Regions from separate parts of the Homo sapiens genome. Here region 1 is linked to region 2. The links are chromatin loops, found by intact Hi-C in ENCODE. Cell type or tissue: dorsolateral prefrontal cortex. All regions are shown on one strand. Each heading gives the region's core, and the rest is flanking DNA. Links, peaks and the distances in the headings are about the cores only.

The links. Hi-C counts contacts between places; a loop is a spot of excess contacts. Peaks named below come from ENCODE experiments on the same cell type or tissue, not always from the same donor. Only the 100,000 strongest peaks of a DNase experiment are listed, where the experiment ranks them.
Region 1: a loop joins it to region 2, with 2.1 times the contacts of the local background. A loop is called at or near these places in 3 of 110 quality-filtered maps.

The regions. Positions count from the first base shown.
Region 1 is chr3:182,496,637-182,505,341 of GRCh38, forward strand. It overlaps LINC01995 (long intergenic non-protein coding RNA 1995), which reads right to left. Exons shown (of 4, transcript NR_134941.1): 2 at 8,036-8,078; 3 at 7,443-7,818; 4 at 1,654-1,787. Among named protein-coding and RNA genes, the nearest start is that of LINC01995, 6.1 kb to the right of the region's middle. RefSeq lists an enhancer at 3,428-4,245. In dorsolateral prefrontal cortex, for the core only: no CTCF peak of the experiment used is centred there; DNase peaks (open chromatin) are centred at 3,775 and 7,745; H3K4me3 peaks cover 1,560 bases; H3K27ac peaks cover 3,212 bases.
Region 2 is chr3:182,360,949-182,369,653 of GRCh38, forward strand. No RefSeq gene overlaps it. Among named protein-coding and RNA genes, the nearest start is that of LINC01994, 120 kb to the right of the region's middle. In dorsolateral prefrontal cortex, for the core only: CTCF peaks have their summits at 3,614 and 3,817; DNase peaks (open chromatin) are centred at 3,523 and 4,043; H3K4me3 peaks cover 1,677 bases; H3K27ac peaks cover 1,766 bases.

The DNA of each region.
Region 1 (8,705 bases), core at 279-8,278, 140 kb after region 2:
CCTGTGTCTCCTTCTGTGTCCCTTAGCAGGCTCCTCTCATGCCTACTTGACCAACATCTTATTCTCCACAAAACAAACCTCTGAATTTGCCTCAATTTTTAGGTACCGTGGGAAGCATTGAAAAAATGATTTTTCAGGCCCATTCCAACTCTGCACTTTTGTGATTTTAAAGTTATCCAAGTGTCTCAACCATCACTTGTTCACTCTCCCATCATAGCTATTTTATTCTTTTCAACAAGTACCAAAGTGGGAACACACAACCTCCTTTCATTCCCATCCTATTGCCTCCACAAGGCTTTATGCAGAGTGGAAAGTAAACTTCTTTAGTTTCTCAACTTAAAACTGTAATTAATAAAAAAAAAAAAATTCTTCCTGATTTTTAGCTATTTAACTTGGAGAACACCCAAACCCAGTGCTGAGCATGTAATTACCACAGCATAACTACCTGTTAATTGATTGACAATGTTAATATTATCATTCTTTTCATTTCACATACTTGTTCAGTGTTTTACCTGTTGTCTATTTATCCTCCGTGCCTACCTCCATTGTTGTTTTCTCTTAAACTACAAACTGCAAAGCATAGAAGCCATGTTTCTTTGACTCAGTGTGGATAATAGGCTGTAGAGAGATGCTTAAACAGGCTTTTCAATCGATTGATTAATACAATGATTGATGGATGGATAGAGGAAAGGGTGAATGCATTACAGCATTCTCCATTTGCTATTCCAACAGGATAAATTTACCAAAAGGGTCTCGCTCTGCCTCTGCCCCCTGAACAAAGCGCCAGAGGTAGGTGAGTGAGAGGGGTCAAGGAACAGCCATCCCTACTGCACACAACACAGGAGGATGTCTTGCAGAGGATACGGCTTCTTCTTTGGCTAATTGCTACAAAACATCTTTTGAAGCAAAGTGGTTATTTTCTACTATTTCTTGGTCATTTTTCCCAGGGTAACTTGAAGTTTTTAAATTTAAAAAGGAAAGAAAAAATCCAATGAACCCTACATTTTTTTAACCCTACACTTCCTAACTTTGAGTCACGTTAAGTGCAACTGATTCCCCTGCTATTGATAACGTATTTATTCATTTCCTAGAGTAGTACACATTCCATCCACAGACTGTGTAGGTTTCATAGGTTTTTATATAGGTTTCATAAACCTATAAAAAAGGAAAAAAGAGATAAGTAAAATATTTAATTATTTAAATTGCCAGATTTAATTTATAATGCACTTTAATTGCAAGTTCAAATTAAGGACCTTGGGACTCAAAATTTTGTTTGTTTGTTTGTTTTTGTTTTTTGTTTTTCTCTTTTGACCAAATTGAGGAGCAGGCAGGACTAGCCACACAGGAGCAGAAGACAGATAGATCTCAGGGTTTTCATGCATTCTGGCTAGAAGTATAAAACCATGTATCTGCTCATGTGTGCTACTTCCAATGCAAGAGAATGAGTTCCTTCTGGAGATACGTCCCTGCGGGCATTCCAAGGGCACTAACTAAAAGTCCATTACTCTCTCTGCCACTCAAGAAAATGCAAACTAGGAAACAGTCAAATGTATTTTTTAATTGTTCATTCATTCATTTATTCCACAAATATATATTATCTACAATGTGCCAGGTATGGTGCTAGGTACTGCCGATACACAGGTGAAAAGATATACAAACTCCCTGCTGTCATGAAGCTTACAGTCACATTGTTTGGTCCTTTGTTTGCTAATAGTTAATTAATTGGACACAGCATACCTTGGTTATTCTCATTTCTTCTCTTTGGCTCCTTGGCACTGGTCTGGAGACTGTAGAAAGAAGAGAAAGAAGCAGGATCTAAGCTAATGGAGGGATATGACTCAATCCTCTACAAACTCTCAAAGTTCACCGGGTAGGGAGGAACTGGCCAGGATGGAGCCTGTGTCCTTCCCTTTAGCACTGGGGCCATCACAGTAATGTGGCTCTGTAGTCACTCTAGAAATCGTCATTAACCATTCATGGTCAATGGAGACTCATGGCTCTTAGTAGAGGCTGCCATAATATGCTATTGTAGAAGAATATTTCATGACAAGTTATGGTCGGATTGTTAACTTTATAAAGCAATTTACAAAGCATTATCTGCAGTATGATACAATTTCGGTTAAAAGCAAAAACGTATGTATGCACAAAAAAAGATAGCCAGAATATATGACAACATGTTGGCAATGGATATAGTTCTGTTTAGGATTGTGGGTGCTGTGTGTGCATGTGTGAATACATGTGAACATGTATGCATATGCTTTTCAATGTTTTCTAAATTTCCTACAAAGAAAATGTACTAAATCATTTAATGATGGGGAGAAAAATTGTATCCCTCTCCCCAGAAATCTACATCAAATATTACTGCAACAGAAGGTGGGCTCCAATGAAAGAGGAGCCAGACGCCTATCTAGGCAGCCTCTTCCTCCTCTGTGGTCTAGGAGATGATATTGCTTGACCTGTCCACACTTGGAAGTAAAGCTCTGAAGCTTTTCTTGTCAAATTTTACTCGGACCTATTAGCCCAGAGCAAAGTAGTAACCACAATTTTTCAAACTCTGCTATTAAGTGCAGTTATGGGTGGTATTTCATCACCTACGAATAGTTGGCAATTTTTACAATAACACATTCTACCAAAATAAATTACACATGTATCAAAAATGTCATTAACAGAAACTTATCACAATGATATCAAACATACGACCTTTCAGCAAGTAAGATATATATGTGTGTGCATATATATATATGCATATATATATATATAGTGTATATATATAGTATTTCTAAATCCGCCACGGTATTATCCCAACCTGAGACATATACATTAAAAAGAAAGAATGTGCTAAAACAAAAACAATGGTATAGCATACTTTCTTCCATTTCAGTTTGTTTCTTCCAAACTGAATCCCCACTCCCTTTGCTTGGAGGAAGTACAAGGCCATTCTCCAGTGAGGGGAAAGTAAATGATTGTGTAAACTCAGACAGAATCAGCCTGTCACAAATTGGCAAATACAATTAATGGTTAGTTATCTACAAAGACTTCAGTCCTGTCACTTTTCAATTTTCTGGTCAGCATTCCAAAAAGGAACCAACTCTAATTAGTAAAATAATTCTTCAGGTCTTTATAGAGCCGATTCTCTATAAAGCTCTGTGAAAAGCTTGTTTTTGTTTTGTCGTTTTGTTTTAAAAGTTATTATAATTCCCTTACTCCAATATGAGAGATAAGAGCACTTACATACTTAACCTACCTTCTAACTAGAAAAAATATTTTCAAAGATTACTATTATTTTTTTAAGCACGCCTCTAGGCGCACCGAGTTTCTGCTGTCATTAGGTAATCTGTGCTGAATGGTAAAAAAAGCATGTAAACCTCACAGATGAAAAGTTGTATTTGAAAGCTAATATGAGATTTGCTTCACCCATGTGAATCATCTCGGGATAATAAAAGAATCTGATTGAGAAGATGATATGTATAGCTAGCACATAGTCAAAATTACAGATGTACATGTAAACGGTTAAAATTAATTACTGGCTCCATTTAGAAAAAGAATCTCCTCTGGACAAAAGAGGGTTTGAGTACATCTCCCTGTTCCTCACTCCTCTACCTTTGAGCTTTTGGGGGGCCAGAAATGCTAACCTTAATTAATGGAAGACCTACTAGACCCCAGGCAAGGGTTTGGGTCCCAGGCCCAGGTCTCCTCCTGCGCCTCTCCCGGGAGTAACGAGCAAGCGGGCTTCATTACTGGCAGCTGAGGGGAAGGGTCACTGGGAATGGATTTGCAGGGCCCTCATTGAGCGATCACTCCATGCTGAGAGGAGCTGGCCGTACTCTCGGACACCTGGTCATTAACATTGCTAATTAGCAGCCATTAATCAGGGCGCTCGCTTTTTTTTGTTGTTGTTGCATGTCACCGGCTCAGAGGAACCAAGTGAATAAGAAGATTGTTTCATTACCTCCACAAGAGGTAGAATGAAAGCAGTTCCCATCAGCTCAAGATGAGATGGATTAAGGGAAAGGTTAGACAACAGTTTGAGATGAGCTGGGGAGGGGGTGGACGGAGGGGGCCGGGAGACCTGAGCTGTCTGCCCAGGGAAAATCAGTCACCTATAATTAATGAAATCTTCTGCAACCTAATTCTAATCACCGTGTGAGCGGCTCTTCAACGACCAAATTTTTGTATTTTAAGAGCTTTATTTTTTTTCTGTTAGTACAGGGAATTATCTTTAAGTTATTTTAATTCTGTTTGATACTCAGTAGGTTTTAAGTTTGGTCTTTTCAGCCTTCTCATTCTAAATTCATCTTCTCCTTCCCAAAGATTATGAAGTCATTTAAAATTTTAAGTAGTTATAATTAAAACACTTTTAGAATATCTTCGCTATTTTATGGTTACTTTCCAACCAATGGTCAAAAAGTAATTTTTTAAATAATTTATTCTACAGTGTTTAGAATGAGAATAAGAAGAAGAAATGGTTTATTCTTACTACTGACTGCACCCAAAAGTCAAAAGGGAATAAAAAGACTATCAATTTGTGTATAATAATACTGAGAAGAATAACGTCGTTAAAAAGGGCTACGGAGTGTGTGTGTGTTTGTTGTGTGTGTGTGTGTGTGTGTAAATAAGTTGGGTTCTTCTTGTTAATTCAGATGTAATGTGATAAACATTCTTTAATGGAATGTTTTCTCTTCTGGAATGTAGTGTTTTGTGTATATACCATATTACATTTATCTTAATTTCTGGAAAACGGAAATCTTGGTAACAGATTGCATATCTCACAGTTGTTTTAGTTGTCATTTTCTATCTAGAAAAAATGCTGTGAGAATACTTATTTAATTAGCAGCTAGTTAGCTATGAATTCATTCTTTTATTAAAATGGGTTCACCCAAGAACTGCAAAACAGATCTTGACTTACGTGGGAAGCTCTCCTTATTAAAGAAACAGTGAGCATTTCATCCACCTTTTTGCTATGTTTTGCTCTGAGTTCCATGGTGGCTTACAAAATGTGGTTTGCAAGTGGCACTAAGTGACTAGAAAGCAGAAATTGCCTAAGTATTTAGTAGTGTTGTGACCTCATTTGGACAAGTGTAATAAATATATATTTGCACATATAATATGAACCCCTGCATTTTCAAAGCAAAATTATTCATTTAATGTGCCCTACACTTCAAACGATAAAAGGCTAAACCTGTTTTTTATGTACTAATTTGCTCTGTTTATGAAGAACTACGAAGTTTTGGGGGGAAGGAAGCAAGTATGTAAAACTAATCTGTAAAGCATTTCAATTGGGTTGGAAATCTGTAATATGATTTCTAGGACTTCATGGGAAAGTTGAACGCTCAAGGGGAAATTACACAAAGAACAGCTGAGAAAAAGTTGCATTCTGGCACAGAATCATGCAAATGGGGCACATTCTTCAGTTTTCTCATGACGGATTGCCTCTGAAACCACTGAGCCAAGCTGCAGCAATGCTAATGAGGGAGATGCATCAATGAACAGTGTCATCCCAGGGGCTTCTAAAGGGGACAAGGGGGGAGTGGGGAGGACAAGAGGGACTTGGAGAAGGAGGAAGGAAGAAAGGAAGAAGAGAGGGACAGACAGAGAGAGAGAGAGAGGGAAAGGAAGGAGAGCAACTGAATTTTTAATAATTAGGCCTAGGTTATTAAAAAACAAAACCAACTTAGCAGGTAGGATGGAAGGTACAAAATGAACAGCACTATAATTCTATCCTTTTAAGATGTGAAGGATTTTAAGAAACAGAGTAAGATGGGAGAGAAGACTTTTTAAACTATCTGCCTGTTGAACAAAAAAATTAAAGTTGGAAGCTAAAATGCTTCTGCCCAGAGAATAACTTGTGTGTGGTTTCTTTACAAGGACTCCAGACTATGGTGAAAAAGACTAGGGGATCATCTATCTATGCCAGGAAAAAAAAAAAGTAGCACTGTTTCAGTCTAAACTTCTTTGTGGTTGCAGATTTCTCATTTAAATATTTTTCTAATTGTAAAATCATACATTTGTAGCTCATTTACAGAAATGATAGTTTGCTTGTCATTTCAATGAAGTTTTGAAAGATTTTTTAATCTTCATAAGCATACACAAAAGGATTTGTTTTTTAAAGAATATTTCTCTTGAGATTAGCAAATGATTACTTGTGTAGAGTTCTGTGGGCAGATATATCTTTCTTGAATTGCCAAAACCATACATGTCACTTGCTTCCATACCCACCTAGTAAATATCAAATTGATAATTTGCTTTGCATTTTACTTCTATTCTGACTTCCAATGCAGTATGTTTCTGGTGGAAATTAAATCAATAGCTACTTACTGAGTGTTTATTACATCTAAGGCACTTAAAGGTATTTTTATAAAGAAATTTTAAAAAATATATAACACTGAAGTTTCAGACCTTTAAAGTGACGTCGAGTTTCCAAACATTATGAGTTAACTCCCTTTATAATAACACCACAGTGAGCACAGCCAATTTGGTATTGATGTGAATTGCATAGTTTACTTCCAAAATGTCCCAGTGACATGTACTCAGTGCTGGTTCAATCAAAAGCATAGTTAAAATGCATTATTGTTTTCTCTTCAATATCTTATTTTATGAGCATTTAGCTTTTTAAAAATGTGAACAGTCAACTGTGCACCCTGTTTGCTAGCACTGCTATTTCAGGTCCTTTAGCTAGGTAAATAAACAATTTAAATTGAAAAAAATAAATAAATAACTGTGGCAAATTTAAATTCTTTAAGTAGCAAAGAGGATATAAGGAACTTTGCTCTAACACATCAGTATAGTTGATGCTAGAGTAAGATCCTTTTTATTATTTTGCTCAATTTCAACCAATAGGAGCTTCATGATTCAGAATTAAAGCTAAAAAAATTCCCCAACTCACTCTATTGTGTATTATAGTTCATATGGTATAGTTTCCAAGACCACCCACAGTTCTGAGACTGTCTAATGGAAGATTGTATCAGCTGCTGTACCTAATGACAACTAGATGAGTTAAGAATGAAGTGTTAGCATTCATAGTACTTGTGGGCATGAAACAGATTACTCACATCATTTTAAAGATAACCTTGAATGAATGCAAAATGCATTTATTCGTGTGACACACTACTAATCGAGTACATTATCTATTAATATTAGCTCAAAAAATAAATTTCTAAGATAAAAAGTTAAAATCTATTGTATTAAAGGATCTGTTAACATGTATTTAGACAATTTTAAATTATACATTAATGGAAACTGCAAGGCATGTTTCTGACATCTCTCAAAGTTATTTAACAGCATAGTCATGAACAATGTTATTAATTGATAGTTCACTATTGTCCGTCACACTTCTAACAGATCCCAGAGTGTCTCAAAAAAAAAACAAAAACAAAAACAAAAAAAAACTTGCCCTCTGGAAAATCTCTAAAGGAGAGAGAATACATTTAAACCACAAGACGCACGTGATAAAGGCTGAGGCAGTCGCTTTTCTTGCTCTCCTGCCTTCTTTCCAAGAAAAAGCATTCTTTGAAGTTTCCTGTTTTGTTTATTAAATCCCGATGGTTTGCTCTACAATATGGCCATGTTAGGCTTAATATAAATATGATTTAAATGACTATTTAATTTGCTTGCTTGCTTTTAAATCTTAAAGTAAAAATGATACTCCAGGAAGATGCATCGTGTTAATTCCACTGGGGAATACTGTTATCCAGGATGAGCGGGTGTGGCCATCAGTGAGCTTGCCGCTTGTCAGAAGAAACTCTGGTCCGAAGCCGGGCTGCAGACTCACTGTGTGGTTTTGGGCAGGTCAGTCCTGTAGCTGCTTTGGTCCTCAGCTTCCTCATGTGTAAAATAAAGGAGTTAGATTAGGCTTTTGATCTGTAAACTCTTTTCACTATTTGGATGTTGTAATAATTCTGGTGACATTTTGTTTTTCAGTAAGGGGAATGGCTACTAAATGATTCGGGTAGATTAACTCTGTGAATCTTTTCCAGTTTAAGGATTGTGAAAGTGCATGGCCTCCATATGTGAAATGTAAAAATAAAAGCCTACTTACTGTTTTCGCAAATTTAATCCTCCAAAAGTTTAAGTATCAAAACCTGGGGAAAAAAATCCTACTTGTATTTCCTGTTGCTTTTGCATGTTCAGTAAAACCAAGTTTAATTTGAAACAAGTAGTCATAACCCTTATTAATCAAACCTTTTTCCTGCAGCAAAATTCCAAGAGGAAGATGCAGAAAGAAACCAAAAGACTTTTAATTGTTTGTGTTTGTGCATTCTAAAAATGTCTAATTTGTACACAGTTAATCCTTAGACTCAGTGTCCAATACATCCTTAACTATAGCAGTTTGATTTCTAGCTCAGGCTCTGGAATCAACCCTCGGTTGAAATCCTACCTCTGTCACATAGTTATGGTGTTATTTACCTTCTCCAAGCCTCAGTACTCTCATCTGTAAAATACAGATAATAATAACAAGACCTCATTGAGTTTGGGGAAGGAAAAATGAGATAATACATGTCAAGTGCTCAGCACAGCGATTGCTCCAAAGGAGATACCATACCTCATTAATGTTATCTTTTATTAATACCATTACCAGATGGTGAGAACTGATGCTCCCCTTAACGTTACAGGCTCATTGTCAAAGTAAAACAGGTTCATGAAGCATACTGGACATTTATAATAGGAAAGAACTCAGCTCACTTAGCCAAATGTTGCCCAAAAAAATA
Region 2 (8,705 bases), core at 336-8,335:
AAAGCTTCTCGATAGGAAGAGTACCTGTGACATAATGGGAACTCAAGAAAGAATATACTGAAATGAATAAATGGACCAACAAATGACTAGATGGATGCAGTATCAAATGCTCTCCACATTTGCATTCAGACCAGGGCAGGAGAGAGGAGGAATCAGATTTATGTCTTTTTGGACATTTTGAAATATAGCTCCCCAAGCTCTAGATTTTATTTGACCTGCCTTTCCTTAACTTGTAGGAATACGCTCTACCCTTTTCTTCCAAGATTTCTGTCACTTCCATTTCTATAACTCTTTCCCTCTTCCTTCATCTTTTCACTATTTAAGAAGATGGTTGGCTGAGAGAAGGTTTGGAATGAGTTACACTTTTTATAATTGAAGAAAAAAAACATTTTACAGATCTTTAAAAGATATAATAGGCTGGGCACAGTGGCTCAAGCCTGTAATCCCAGCACTTTGGAAGACCGAAGTGGGCAGATCACAAGGCCAGGAGTTCGAGACCAGCCTGGCCAATATGGTGAAACCCCGTCTCTACTAAAAATACAAAAATCAGCCAGGCATGGTGGTGGGCACCTGTAGTCCCAGCTACTCGGGAGGCTGAGGCAGGAGAATGGCATGAACCCGGGAGGTGGAGCTTACAGTGAGCCGAGATCACGCCACACACTCCAGCCTGGGCGACAGAGTGAGACTCCATCTCAAAAAAAAAAAAAAAGATATAGTAGAGGAAGTATTGTTATTATTGGGATTAAATGAGTATGTTTTCTGTTTCTGGCATATAGTTCAGAGAAATTCCCGGTTTGGGAATACAGAAGAGGTAGTCAGAGGAAAGGTGCTTGGGGTACTGTGCTTCTTTCACAGCACCGAGCAAGCAGTAAGGGCTACTCTAATCCCAGCTCTCTCATAATATCTCTCCAGTGAATTTCTTGTCATTACAGGCAGTCCTTTATGCAATCTATGATTCTGTATGTCACACACTACAGTGAAACAAAGACCAGCTAAATGCCATAAACCATCCAGAAGCCTTTTTGTTCCTCTAAGGAGACCAACAAATCTATTCTTATTGGTATTCCTGTTAAACCCTTATAAATACTGGTTAGTCCTCCATGGCCATTTAAGAGACTTTTATATGGTTTTTGAAATGCTCTCCAGCCATATTGCTTTTATCTTTTTTTTTCTTTATTGATTTTTCTCCTTAAGACTTTAATTCACTCTTCTGCAGTTGCTACAGTCAAGAGAGAAATTCTGCAGATCACATAGAGATAACATTCCAACCCAGACTGGGTCACACCATCTCACATAAGAATACCAGCATCCTGCAGATAACTGGTCCTTTCCTGCTTTTCAAACCCTTTTGGTCTCTCTTTTCATTTTTTTTCTCTCCTTTAGTATTTGAGACTTAATCTTTCTTCAGTCTTATTCTTCATGCTGAGCTCATCTGAAATGTACCAATAATTGCTACCAGCTAAATCTGGTTTCATCATTCTGAAAATTCCTCATTGAAACCAGCCCTGTGGAATAAGAATCTGATCATTTCTGCAAGTTAAAGTGACATTTGGCATGTAGCTTTACCAATATATTATCATGTATGTATAGATAATTCCTGGGTGGGTTTGGTTATATTTCTAAGAGGTATGGGCATATAAAATTTAGCTAAATGCTTCAGCAAAATACCATTTAATTCTATTAAAGTATCATCTAAGTGGCAGCATTTTAAAAAACCTTAGGGCAACTAATCCTTTATGGAGTTTAATATTCTGCTGAAAATCATCTTTAGCTTTGATTGCTAAGTAGACCAAGTCTTGGATACACTAGGAGAATGATTGCCTGATCTACTTTGTCCTTCAGATATTTTTTCTATTAAATTCAACAAATATTTTCTGAGTTCCTACAATGTGCTAACTACTACGTGAATATAGAGTTTAAAAAGGTATTGAATATAGAGTTAAAAGAGTCAAACTCACACTTAATATGTATGTATTGTAAGCACATATATGTTTGTTGCAGCACTATTCATAATAGCAAAGATATGGACTCAACCTAAATGCCCATCAATGATAGATTGGATAAAGAAAATGTGGTATATATACACCATGGAATAGTACACAGTCATAAAAAAGAATGAGATCATGTCCTATGCAGGAACATGAGTGGAGCTGGAGGCCATTATCCTTAGCAAACGAACACAAGAACGGAAAACCAAATACCACATGTTCTCACTTATAAGTGGGAGCTAAATGATGAGAACACATGGACACATAGAGGGGTACAACACACACTGGGGCCCACCAGTAGGTGGAGGGTGGAAGGAGGGAAAGGATCAGGAAAAATAATGAATGGGTACAAGGCTCAATAACTGGGTGATGAAATAATCTGTACAACAAACCCCCATGACACAAGTTTATCTATATAACCTGCACATGTACCACATGTACCCCTGAACTTAAGATAAAAGTAAAAAAAAAAAAAAAAGACATACAAACAAACAAATGATATGAGAAATACATATTTTGAAATATATACTGTGATTGACTCTATCTAGAGGATCAGGGAAGGTTTCCTGAAGGAGGTAACATTTACAATTTTAGATTAAAATATCTTCAGGTAAGACCATTAATTCGTCCCTATACAAGTTCTGCCTTTATCCTTCAGGCTGAAGTAATCATCAATATCAATGTCACATGAAATCACTTATAGTCCTGTAATTTATAAAGGTACTGGCAACATTTCACAACTTGTTGCAATTATCTTCACAATATCATTGAACATTAAAGACAGGAGAGGAACAAGGCATGCCTGAAAAAAAAAGTGAAGTTGATTTTAGAGCTTTCTTTCCTATCTCCTGGTATCTTGTTTCCTCCCCTAGCCCACTAGCATCAACCTTGGGTCTTAATCCAGCCATACCCTGCTAAATGCTAATTGCTAAGTTAAGCATGAATTCCTATCCTTTCATATGTTTGGATTTTAACTGGGCGAGGGGAGTCCCATTTGCTGGGAAATGCAGAATAGTAAAGCTAGAGCGGTGGAATGATTGACATTAGGGTTGACATCTGGAGAAGTGAGAGCTGTCTAGGTCTTCCAAAGACTGAATAATGTACAAATCCATGGCACTGTATAGTCAAAATATGACTTATTGGAATAAGTATTTCCATTCCAGTTTAAAGGGTGCACTGATTTTTCTCGAGGTCACAGAACAAAAAATGGAGTTGCCAGGAATCTATCTCTTCGCTTCTCTGTTCTAAACTCCCTTAGGCCATCCTACATTAGCTCTTAGTATTTATTATTAATTTATTTTATTAATTAAAACAGTTCAGTTAATAACAATATACACTTGTGTAGTGATTTATAGTTTACCCTCCTGATTTCACGTGATCTCATTTAATCCTCAAAAACAACCAAGTGATAAAACTGAGGCACTGAGGGGTGGAGAGACTTGTCCAAGACCACACAGCTGTTGGCAGGGCTGGCACTGGCCTGGCACGTGAGGGCCTGGGGTCTGTAACCTCTCTCCTGCCAGGGCGGACGTTACTGATGTGTTTGGGCTCAGCACACTCCTACAGCTGTCCACTGTGTGCTCAACTGAAGAAGCCATTCTCCCAGACAGAGGGAGCTCTTCTGTGGTTAAGGATATAAAAAGAGCTGTGTTCTAAGGCCAGAATTTTCCCCCCAGTTCTTCTCAAGGTCCATTCAGAGGCTAACGTCGCATTTCTGCAGCCCAGGCACTTTAACTGTTATTATTTTTGTGTTTATTTTTTGTTTGTAGAAAGAGTCCGGGACATGTTGCATATTTACGACGCCAAAATAGGAAGTGTGTGATGCCCACTCGACCGCAATGAATTCCAAGGCATAAAGGCCCCAGAATCTCTGGATACAAGAAGTCCTCACTCTGCCATCCCTTCTTGAGTGGTGTTGGTGGACTTCCTATGTGATCCCGAGGTGGAGTCAGCTGGTGTAAGAGTTGGCAACCAGCTCTGCTCCATAGACGGCATTCACTTAGGAAGCACGACTGGCGGCTTCATGCGATTGGAGAGAAAAGGGGAGAGGGGGAGGTGAAGAGAGGAGGAGGAGCCCTCGGCAGAATTCCAAGTTCCGTGGCACTGGCCCCACGGAACTCTGGAAACAAGAATCAGGCTTGGGCTGCGCAGGTTCCAAGTCACAGGGCTTCCATGGCTGGCAAGCGTCGAGCCGGAAATTCAGTTGAATAGAGCCCTAAATGTTTTTTTGTTTGACATTCATGCTTAACAGAAAATGATGAATCCATTAGCAACTCCTTCCGTTGCCAAAAGAAACAGACTTGCACTTGTAGATTGCTTTCATTCTGCGCTATCAAGCCACTGCATGTGCTGCTTTCACAAAGCTGACAGTCATCTATCATTTTTAAATGGGTTTAGAGGTACAGTCGTCTTTGTCTGAAGTGTGTGGATGTGTCAGCGTGAATGTGACTCATTAAAACAGACTGACCCAAACAGTTTAAATGGGATTCACAGTAGGGGGAAAATGTTTTATTTGAGGTTTGTTTGGAATTATTTTGAAGTTTGTCACTAATTTTGAAAAACAATGGGCTCATTTTCCTAACTTCTTTTTCTTCCCTGAGATGTGTCTAAGAGAACAAATAGCTATATTATGCACTGTCTCAAAAACATGCTCTTTGGAAATGAAAAAAGATTCTATGATTATGAAATGTCAAGAGTTCCCTTGTGCTCTAGAACATTTCACATACTTAAATGACTTCATGAAACTCCCCCAAGTTTCTCTCTCTCTCCTCAGACCTTTATCCCCAATCCATAAATGACATCTTTGAACATAATCTTTAGACCCGTTTTTCATCATTTCTATTAGCCTTTCAAGGAATGCCTTTTGAAGTCAAAGATTTAACATATGGATTAAATCTTCCATAAAATGGGTTTAAATATTAAGAGAAAAACACCTGGCTGTATGTATCTGGGTTCCACAGGACATTGTATTGTTTTAAATGCTTCAAGATGTTCAATAAAACTGAATATGGCCAAACTCATGTCCAATGTGGGCCTGTGGGCCCTCAAACCTGTTTCCAAATGGCTGTTTCTCTCTCTCTCATCTCGCATTAGTGTGAAGTTCCTAAAGCAATAATAGAAGGGCCAATAGCAGAAATTAAGAAATTAATTAAATTATATTATATGTATATATATAATTAAGAAATTATATATATATCAATGACAAAATTAATTTATCAAGAGTTTCAATATAACTAGTATAATTGATCTTCCAAGTTTTCTCTATGGGCACAGAGGGATATATTCAAAATGTTTAACACCAATAAGTCATGGGCACAACCAAGTAGAACAGACATCATGGCAGGGTCCTGGAAGCTCCTTGCTGGATGAAGGAGATTAAAGGAGCCCCAGCATTGACATCAAGGAGGCTGGGACAGTGTGTTGGGGCAGGGGGCACTGAGAGTAGTGGTTATTTATTAACTCGTAGAGATGAATTTCAATATTTTAATACAGAGCTGTACCAGTGTGTATTGGCTGAATTCCAGCCCTACTTTTACTCCTTCGTTGCATAAATTCCTAGGATTTGAGGAAACAAAAGCAGGTATACCTTCTTATGTTTGAGCACTGCTCTATACTTACCCGCTTTTTTTCGTGTACGAACCCAAATAAACTGAGTGTCTTCTAAGGCATCAAGCACTATTCAAGCTGTTCTCATAGGAATTTGTTGTTAAAAGTGAGGAATGAGGATTAAAACATTAAAAAGGGTAAAACAGTAATTATGGTATTATTTAAACATTTCTAAAATTTCTTAGTCTTCACCCCATTTTACACAGAAGACTTCTAAATTTTTAGCACTACAAGGCACATTTGTAGAATAAAATACGTAGAATGTGTATTTAACTTATGTCATATCTTTCCTTTAAGGAGTTAAAATGAGTTGTCATAATGATTTGACTTAATTAACCAATTCAGTCATTCCTTGCCACCACCACCACTCCCAAAAAAAGGTAAATATTATGATACCCTTTTGCACTGGAAATGAAAACAAATGCAATTTTTAAGATCCTAAGCCAATCAAAGACCAGCTCAAATCAAGCTCTTGCATCCAAGACTGCTTTGACTGAGTTGCCAAGTGATCCCACAAGTAACATCTATGTAGGAGGAAGGGGAAATGCGAGCACTGTAAGACCTCATCCTTTAAGGAAGTATAATTGGATGTCTCTTGTGTAACTTAGGCCATTTCAGAGCTTAAGATAAATACACATCAAATATAAGGGGGAAAAAGAGGAATGTATTGATTTTATCCCACTGACAAAAAGAAAAAACAGTTTCTATTGAAATACATACAAATATATTTTAAAACATTTGATAAAGAAAACACAAAAAGAAACAGGATGGACGGAAAGTTATATTCCCTCTAAAGTTACTGAGGACCAAAATGCAGCAGTTTATTTCCAGTTTTCCCAGACAACATGCAGTATAGCAGGAGATTGTCTTTCTGTTCGAAACTCCTACATTCAAGTCTAAAATATTTTATTTAAACTATCAATTTATTTGCTACATACAACTATATCCTCAATATTTATTTTAAATATTATATATACTTTATAAAATATTTCAGAACAGTTACTGAAACTATAACCACATGCATTTTATTGAATATCGACAGATAAAATGCAGGCTTTGGAGTCAGACTGTGTGAGTTTGTAGTCCAGTGTGACCACTTTGTGGCTCTTTAACCTTGGACAAACTTTTGTCTCTGGCCCCACCTTATAGGACAGATATATTAACATCACGTGGTGAGGTGATGAGGACTAAATAAGATATGTTTGTAAAGTTCCAGCATACTGACTGGTAGAGAATAGATTTTGGGGTTCCTCTCTCTCACTGATACATCTTCCTTTTTCTCAGTGAACATTTACCTTTAGCAATCAAAGACATTAATGATTGAATATCTGGTCTTTCTGCTGCAAGGTTAGAATTTCTTCAAGAAACAATGCCAATGCAACTTCAGGAATACCTGACCCCTCCTCCTGTTTTCAACCACTCAGAATCTGTCTCTAACCACTCAGAATCTGTCTCCATCCTGGACTCTGTGTAGTTCCCAGTATCATATTTTCTGATAGTCTTAGAACTTAAGCCACCATTCCCTGCCACACTGATGCCACCTTGTTGATTACTTAACCAAGTGATTTCTTTCAGGTGGAAGAGATGTACCCAGGACCTCTGTAGAAGCAGGTACAAGCTACCAAAAGTTCCTACTTTATTTATTTTGAGTTTGGAATGAGCAACTACAAGGAAAGGAAGAAAATTGTCAAATAAAAGAAAATTTTATAAATTATTTATAAAATCACATTCATTTAAAAGCTAATTCTACTCTTGACTGAATTGCAAATGGAACTAAAATCTTTCTTGGTTCTCATACCTTTCCTTTGCTAGTTTAGGCATTTGTCACCTTTGGCTTTATTGATTTATTCAGAAAGTAGGTATTGAGTACCTACTATGTGCTAGATGCTGAGTAATTTAGACAGTTTGTGAATTGTTTCTTCTTCAAGTCAAGTCTTCCTTCTTCCAGTCTAGTGATTCTCAAAATTTAGTGTGCAACAGAATCACCCAGAGTGATTGTGAACACATTGACTATAGACTACTCCCCCAGGGTCTGATTTAGGAGGTCTGTGTAGGAGTCTGAGAATTCACATTTTTAACCTGTGGGTTCTGGTCTAGGAAACACTTTGAGACCACTTTCTATGTTGTTTCTAATCCATTTGCCATAACCGTCACATGTGTTAACCTCCTCAAATTTAATGTCACTCTATAGAGTAAAAACCCTATTTGGTTCTCCAATCCATAAAATAAAGCCTTATCAAAACCTTCAGGATCTGCCATTCACAGTTGCTACTTTTCCAGCCTCTCCTCCTGATGATGATTACACATGATAAAATACTCTCCACTGTACTGTTCTTTTCTTAGATAAGTTTAACTCTATGCCTATCAAATACTGTATTGGCCCTTTTGGTTCTTTGGAAGCTAAAAGTTTTGAACTTTTCATTTATTAAACAAAAGAAGAGAAGGGTTATCTATTGCCTTTGTAAGTATATTGGCTCAGTGGACACACAAAGCAATCCTTTAGCAGTAGAAACAAGTAATAGCATGATGGAAGGGAACCCTGCCAAGAAGGCCCAAACACCGAAAAAATGTCTTTAAAAATATAGATTTAATTGAAGAAGTATCTGATAACACCACTCACTTTAAATACTCATCAATAGGCTGTTTTTGTTTTACAATAATGTGTCTGAAGATAGTGACAGGAAAAGAGACATCACTGTGCAAACATTAATATCTCACACAACTGCATCAAAGAGAAAAAATGGAACACTAGCTTTCATTTTCATTCAGTGATATTAACCTAAAATAACTTACTGTAGTTTTGCTTGAACTCACCAGGCAAAGTTTTAGTATGTGGTAATGACTACGAAGGAACATTCAAAGTATTACACCTATTTGTGTTGACACACTCTGTGAGAAATGTTGTTTGAAATATGCATTGAAATAAAGCGTCTCCAACTAACTCGAGTAAACACCTTGGTATCATAAAGAGCCAAACTATGCTACTGGATTGTTAAACTCATCTAATTTGGGAGAACTGAGGGTAGAAGAGGAAACGGGGAAGAGAGAGAGAGATTATATATGGACAGATAAAATCATGAATAATAAATACAATTTTTCTCCCTTTCTCTG